2 separate regions of the Homo sapiens genome follow, and region 2 is linked to region 1. Evidence: chromatin contacts called from ENCODE Hi-C or POLR2A ChIA-PET data. All regions are on one chromosome and are shown on one strand. Each heading gives the region's core, a stretch centred on a gene start or an enhancer-like site at or near the end of the contact. The rest is flanking DNA. Distances are from core to core; before and after follow the strand shown. Region 1 overlaps SMIM36 (small integral membrane protein 36). Region 2 holds the start of SMIM36 (small integral membrane protein 36).

Region 1 (3,543 bases), core at 538-3,037:
ATCCCAGCAATTGACTTGCCACCAAGGGAATGTGGTGAGTGGGTGAATGACCAAGGCAGGCATCCCCACGGTGATCAGACACCAGTGAAATGTGGGTGAATGATCAAGGCAGGCGTCCCCGCTATAATCAGACACCAACGGAAGGCTGTCTTCCCAAATCCGTGACCGACGTCGGAGTTTTTAAGTTGACGGATAAAATGTGTCTCCTTTGTCTCTACTAGAGAGGAAAAAAGAACTGGAATTGGAAGGACAGTGAGATTGAAGGGTAGCAAGAGAGGCTGGAGAAGAGAATGAAGAGACTGCTTACCCGATTTGAAATCAGTGAGATGTTCCTTGGGCTGGTCTGAGGACCTGAGGTCATAGGTGGATCTCCTCACGGAGTGAGGGCGAAGACAGGGGACCGGTCTCCCGAAGGAGTCCTTCTGTCCCAGGTCTTTGGCACCAAATGTTACACGTGTCCGTGTGAAGAGGCTTTGTGTGAGCAATAAAGCTTTTTAATCACCTGGGTGCAGGTGGACTGAGTCCAAAAAAGGAGTCAGCAAAGGGAGATAGGAGTGGGACAGTTTTGTAGGATTTGGGTAGGTAGTGAAAAATTACAGTCAAAGGGGCTTTTTCTCTTGTGGGCAGGGGCGGGGGTCACAAGGTGCTCAGTGGGGAGCTCCCGAGACTCACTGTCCAGGAGAAGGAGTGTCACAAGGTCAATTGATCAGTTAGGGTGGGGCGGGAACAAATCACAACAGTGGAATGTCATCAGTTAAGGCAGGAACTGCCTATTTTCACTTCTTTTGTGGTTCTTCAGTTGCAGGTCACAGGGGATATGATGGCTTAGCTTGGGCTCAGAGGCCTGACATGGCCCAGCAGGAAAGCCAGGTTGCAGCAGAGACAATCGCAAACTCAACCTGCATTTATCAAACTAAAAATATGGTTGGCCGAGTGCGGTGGCTCACGCCTGCAATCCCTGCACTTTGGGAGGCCGTGGCAGGCGGATCACGAGGTCAGGAGATCGAGACCATCCTGGCTAACACAGTGAAACCCCGTCTCTACTAAAAATACAAAAAATTAGCTGGGCATGGTGGCCGGCGCCTGTAGTCCCAGCTACTTGGGAGGCTGAGGCAGGAGAATGGCATGAACCTTGGAGGCGGAGCTGGCAGGGAGCCGAGATCACGCCACTGCACTAGAGCCTGGGTGACAGAGCGAGACTCTGTCTCAAAAAAAAAAAAAATATGGTCAAAAGTGCTTCCTATATAAGGCTCCAACACGCTTTGAGGTTGGTGTCTCTGTTTTCATCCTATAGGTGATGGAACTGACTGGCCCCAATAGAAATTAGACTGACAGCTAATAAAAAGAAGCTTTTGAATCTATAGCTCTTAACAAGCCCCACTGCTCTTTCTGCCTGCTGTGGCTTACTGTCATGGGAAACCATCCTTAGGGACATTTCGTGGCCTCTGGATGTGGGCAGACATTATAACAAACACTGTGTAAGTATATTTGCCTCATCCTTTGTGTTTCTATTTGGAGCAAGTTTTGGTTTTATTGTTGTTGTTGTTGTTTTTTCTTTTTTCGGACTTAATTGGTGAGTGTAACGAATTGCAGTTCCTCTGTATGTTGTCTCAGAACACTCAACTGCATCTCCCTGATGGCCTCATTTCCCCCTTCTGTTACTATGCATTCCACTGCAGCAGAGCTAGTAATTGCAACTAATTAACTTAAGAATAGCCTTGAGATAAAAACAAAAGCACTTACACGGAGCAAGTCAGCAGGTTGGACTTACGCAAAAGAACTTGCTGCTTAAGAGGAAACTGAACTTTGGCTTCCAGCCCTTGGCACCTCCGATACCACCAAGTCCATGAACTGTGGCTTTTCTGTTGAGCAGACCCGGGGTGCTTCCTATACAGCTGAGAGAATCACTTCAATGAAAGCTCCTCCTCCTGCCCACTCTCTCGGCCTGGAAAGGAACAGGAACGTTGTGGATCATCACCACTCAGGGTGCGATGAAGAGGAGCTCCGAAATGAAGAAAATGGAAGATGACAACTCAAGCTACAGGTTCTGTGCTTGAGAACTCCAAGAGGAAAGGAATATGATGTCTGGACTTGTCCTTATTCATCATTTAGCTCAACTTTTCAGAATGTGATTATTTGTAACTTCTTTTGTCCTACATTTATCATGGACCCCTGCTTGGTAACCTGCAAACTCCCACACGTAGCATCTAAATTTCTCCATACGCTGGCCCTAACTTCTCATTCAAACCAGACTCCAGCCGCTCCCAAACTTGAAGCCTCCCTTCTAACCAAATGACTCCAAAATATGTGTGGCACTTTCTTTTTTTTTTTTTTTTTTTTTTTTTGAGACGGAGTCTTGATCTTGTTGCCCAGGCTGGAGTACAGTAGTGCAATCTCAGCTCACTGCAACCTCTGCCTCCCAGGTTCAAGCGATTCTCCTACCTCAGCCTCCCTAGTAGCTGGGATTACAGGTGCCCGCCACCATGCCAGGCTAATTTTGCATTTTTAGTAGAGACAGGGTTTTACCATGTTGGTCAGGCTGGTCTTAAACTCCCAACCTCAGGTGATCCGCCCACCTCGGCCTCCCAAAGTGCTGAGATTACAAGCGTGGTGAGCCACCATGCCCTGCCAGCACTTTCTTATCTTCCTGTCTCCTGGCTCAAAGCACTTCCCTACTGGAATCCCATTATAACAAAATATAGGTGAAAGGGCACCCATCCTGCAGTCCAGTGGATCTAAATCACCTATGCAGAGACTGGCTTCATCAAAACCATCTAAGGACCTTATTAGAGACTCTGAGCTCTACTGCTAGATGGTTCTCCTGCACAGCCAAGTTTGGGAACCCCTAATAGCCCAAACTCACTTGGCCAGTGCAGAACTCTCCTCTATACCATTCTAAGACACAGAAACCAGTCTCTGCTTGAACATTCACTGTGGTCTGGAAATCACCACCTGATGAAAGAACTTAATTCCATTTTTAAACAAAGCTAATTGTCAAAAATTTATGCCATGTGTTGAGGCAATGTCATCTTCTCTGCATATCCCACTATTTGACCTAATTCTGTCATATGCATCTACCCAACATAAGCACAATAACTCCTCCAACAGCAATTGTTCAAATATCTAAAGATAGACATAATATCCCATACACACCACACCCCAACTCCTAAGTCTTCAAATCTTCTGGCTAAACCACTCTAATTCCTCCAAATGTAAATGATAATTGCTCATCATGATCATAGTCCTTGGCATAATCCATGAAATAGATACTATTATTATTTCCATTACATAGACAAGTAAACTGAGGCTGTGAGAAGTTAAATAACTTCCCCAAGGTGACATAGTAAGTGTCAGAACTTGGGTCTGAATAAGCCTGTCTGACTCCAAAATGATATTATTACACTTTACTGTGCTGTCCCTAATTTGTTCATTTTGTTTGAACAGTCTCCAATTTTAATATTGCTCATTCAATGTCGTACTCAGAATGGAGCAGATTGTTTATGAACTTGTCTGCCCAACACAGAGCACAGAGCTCTCTTGCTG
Region 2 (3,812 bases), core at 717-3,216, 45 kb before region 1:
CTATGTCCTTGCAAGCACAAAATTAATTCTCTGAATCTGTCGGACTTAAAACCTTGGACAGTGTTGAATTCTGTGTTGAATGCCCCCTGGAATAGCTCTTCACAGATCACCAAAGCCCTGGTGACCGCATATTGGCCCATTTTCTTCACGTCCTTTTTTTCTACTTTTATAGCCATGATTCTCCATCCTGGTTGCAGATCAAAATTATCCATGAAGATTTTTATTAATACAGATCCCCAGACTCTAGTCCCAAAGATTCTAACTCAGTAGATCTAGGGTTGATCCAGGTATCTGTATTCAAAAGAGACCCAATAGATTCCAATAAGGCTGACCCTAAATCTATGGTGTTTCAGAATCATGCATCTTCTGGATTATAATTCCATAAGTTAGTCCAGGACCATAGAATCATGGACGATATTATTTGGAAAAACGTCTCCAGATGCATAAGAACCCCATACTACAACATCTTCAAATGCTCAGGTTCCCATGGAAGCTCAGTATAAAGGAGGCTGACAGGAAGACACTAGCCCATTGAAGCTTAACACTAAGAAACCAGCAGACCTTTGGGAACTTCAGCTTTTAACTAGGAGTATCCAAAAAGTCCTATTAGCTATTGGAGAAAAGGCTACTGATGCCCTAGCTGGCCAAAAATACATATATGAGACCAAGACCAGATACGTAATTTGTGGGTCCCAGTGCAAAGTTGAAAAGTTAAGAATTTCAAGATGGCAACAGCAGAGCATTAAACCAAGTGTGAGCTCTTTCTGAGAATGGAACGTTGTGCAGCTGCACAGGGCACATGCCCATGAAGTAGCCTATGCGGGACTATTGGGACCAGGCTACAACTGAGGCAGGACAGTGATTTGTACATCAAGGAATAACTGTAATCCGATCAGTATCTGATCTTCCTCTCAATTTGCTTGTTTTTCTGCATCCTTGAGGCAGCCTTTGGGAATCTCTTTAAAATGCAAATTCAGTAGTGTCACTCCCCTGTGCAAAAGCATTCAATGGCATCCCATTGCTCTAGGATCATATCTAAAGTCCTGAGTATGGCCCACAAGTGCCTGTGCCTTCTGGCCCCTGTCTACCTCTCCCACCTTGTGCTCCCATTCTCTTTATGCTCCAGTCACACTGCCCTTGTTTCAGTGCTTGCAATTTTCCAGGCTCCTTTCTCTTCGGGTCTTCACATATGCAGTTCTTTGTGGCTAGAAGAATCTTCCCTGTCTCTTCTCACTTAGCTAAATTCTACTTATCCTTCAGGTCATAGGTTAAATGTTGCTTCTGCATGGAAGCTTTTTTGACCCACACTGGGACACGCTGTCCTCTTACCCTCTATTTGTCCCTTATAAACTGATTTCCACTGTTCTTAAATGGCGAATTGTGCAATTATCTGTTTAAAGGCTATCTTTCCTGCTAGACTACCTGCTTCTCTGTCTTATCACTGCCATATCCCCTTTGCTTAGTGTAGTGTCTGAAACACAGGAAGTAAGTACTCAAAAAGTAGTTTTGAATTAACTAATGAGAAACATGGCAACAAATGAAGAAAGGGTGAAAATATCAGGCACTAGTATCTTCTTCTTGTTGAAGAATCACATTTACTTCCAAAGCCTACTGACCTAATCTTCCAAATCACTCCATACATGGCACTAAACATCCCTTATACAAAGACAGCACAATTGTCCAGGACAATCCAATTTTTAGCTGTCATCATGGAGTGCTTATTAACAACACTTACTTTTGCTCACCAAACTGCCTGTGTGGATGCTGAATTATGTGAATGCTCTACTTATATACCATGATCCAGTAACTCATGAGCCATCTCTCTCTCTCTCTTTCTCTCTCTGTGTAGGCGAACTGATGACAGACAGCTTCTGTGTTTTGGTGGCTGTGGTATTAACAGCAAGCTTAAGTTATTAAACCGAGCAGCTTTAATCCTCGAGGTCTCCTGGAGCAGTAGGGATTAATGTATTTTTACTCCAGAGCCAATGTAGCTATTCCGATGCTCTAAGATCTGCTCTCTGCAATGCCCAAACTGACCCCAATTGCCTTTCTCTAGACCCACTTCTCCACCGTGGGAGAAGTGATGGAATTCTACTTGGAGATCGACCCTGTTACCTTGAACCTGATCATCCTAGTTGCGAGCTACGTCATCTTGCTCCTGGTCTTCCTCATCTCCTGCGTGCTATACGACTGCCGAGGCAAGGATCCCAGTAAGGAGTACGCGCCCGAGGCCACTCTCGAGGCCCAGCCCTCCATCCGGTTGGTGGTGATGCACCCAAGTGTCGCTGGGCCCCACTGGCCAAAGGGGCCTGGCCTTTCTTTGGGGGATCCTGCTCCACTAGGAAAGAAAAGCACCATGGTATGAGGCTGGCTAAGGGACACTGGGGAGAGACCACTAGACTTTCCATAGAGACAAACTGCTCCCTATCGTGGCTCCAATTCTCTCAGCACATGTATCCCGCTTGATGAAGGAAGTGAGAGCTCTGTCTTACTTGCTGTTTTCTCGTCACCTTCTTTGTGACAAAAGTAACTGTTTAAGGTAAGAAGCCCAAAGTGGTCTTTAGTCAAATTCTCCAAATGCAAACTGTCAGCAATGCTGTAGTATAATGAAGTTGGTTACTGGTACATTTCTGATGTTGCTGTCCTTGCAACTCACAGGAGAGAATGACTTTTGAGAAAGGATGCAATATTGTGTGTGTGTGTGTGTGCACGTGCACGTGCGTGTGTGTGATAAGGAATGAGACTAACTCCAGTCTAGTCTATTCTTTGCAAATTCTTTCTTTCCAAGGCAACCAGTTTTTTGTTGTTATTTTTCTTTTCTTTAAGAGACAGAGTCTTGCTCTGTTGCCCATGCTTAAGTGCAGCAGCGTGATCATAGCTCACTGCAGCCTTGAACTGGGCTCAAGCAACCTTCCCACTTCAGCCTCCCATGTAGCTAGGACTCTAAGGTCATGACACCACGCCTGTCTTTTTTTTGTAGAGATGGGGTTTCACTATGTTGCCCAGGCTGGTATTGAACTCCTGGCCTCAAGCAATCCTCCTGCCTCAGTCTCACAAAATGCTGGGATTATAGATGTGAGCTGCTGCACCCAGTCAAGGCAACCCCATTGAACTTGTTCAGACTTCAGAACATTATTATTTCTGTACCTACCAGCTCTTCACGTTCTATTCCCAACTCCAAGACAGAATAAGGAATGCATACAACTAAAACAACAAAGCTTGGAGCCTGGGTTCAAATCCTGCCTCTTCTACTTGCTAGCTGTGTGGCCATGGTTAAGTTGAGCCACCTCTGTGTCTCAGGGATAGTGATTGGACCACTAAGCTTTTGGGGCTATTTAAATGAGTTAATTCACCAAAAGCACTTGAGACAGTTCTTGACACACAGGGTTAGCTATGATGATGATCACTGATAATATTTCCTTCCATATGCCTCATAAAAAATTTAATCTCCAATCCTCAAATCCGGCCTGATCCAATACAAAGTTATTGAAAACTCATTGAAAGAATTCTGAGACCCCACAGCTTGGTGTATCTGTCCCCAGAACACTGCCTGCTCTCCCTTCACTCTCTTTGTTGATGTTGAATGGTATGTTTTTTCCCCTGTTCATTAGTCTATTTCCAAAATTTTTGAATTATTATCTCCATTGTGTGTATTTTTATTAACCCTCCCTTCCCTGAGCTCAGAGAAACGTATGTATTTACTTTGAGATTTACTGAACCTCTTCTTTCCATCAGGACCTGTGTGGAAATAAAGAGAAATGAGTGTCATGACCCTGCCATATGATCTTTGCCGCCCAACAGAAGGAAGCAGG

Evidence for each region. Hi-C counts contacts between places; a loop is a spot of excess contacts on that map. ChIA-PET counts read pairs that join two places held with the same protein, here RNA polymerase II (POLR2A). Pooled maps may share reads with other maps.
Region 2: a loop to region 1 is called in a map of GM12878, with 2.0 times the contacts of the local background. The contact joins the promoter of SMIM36 here to the enhancer-like site in region 1. A Hi-C loop is called at or near these places in 3 of 168 maps with a recorded cell type or tissue (GM12878, PC-3 and endothelial cell of hepatic sinusoid), 3 of 37 single-sample maps with no recorded cell type and 8 of 50 pooled maps. POLR2A ChIA-PET finds 5 or more read pairs at or near these places in 1 of 52 experiments (AG04450).

Annotation. Positions count from the first base shown.
Region 1 is chr17:55,465,080-55,468,622 of GRCh38, reverse strand. It overlaps SMIM36 (small integral membrane protein 36), which reads left to right. Exons shown (of 5, transcript NM_001395421.2): 4 at 1,295-1,478. Among named protein-coding and RNA genes, the nearest start is that of SMIM36, 45 kb to the left of the region's middle. Within about 2 kb of position 1,787, at least 2 of the 41 ENCODE cell types and tissues checked have a DNase peak (open chromatin) inside an H3K27ac peak, as active enhancers do.
Region 2 is chr17:55,509,606-55,513,417 of GRCh38, reverse strand. SMIM36 (small integral membrane protein 36) reads left to right here and starts at 1,966. Exons shown (of 5, transcript NM_001395421.2): 1 at 1,966-2,539. The coding sequence starts at 2,084. The coding sequence ends at 2,365.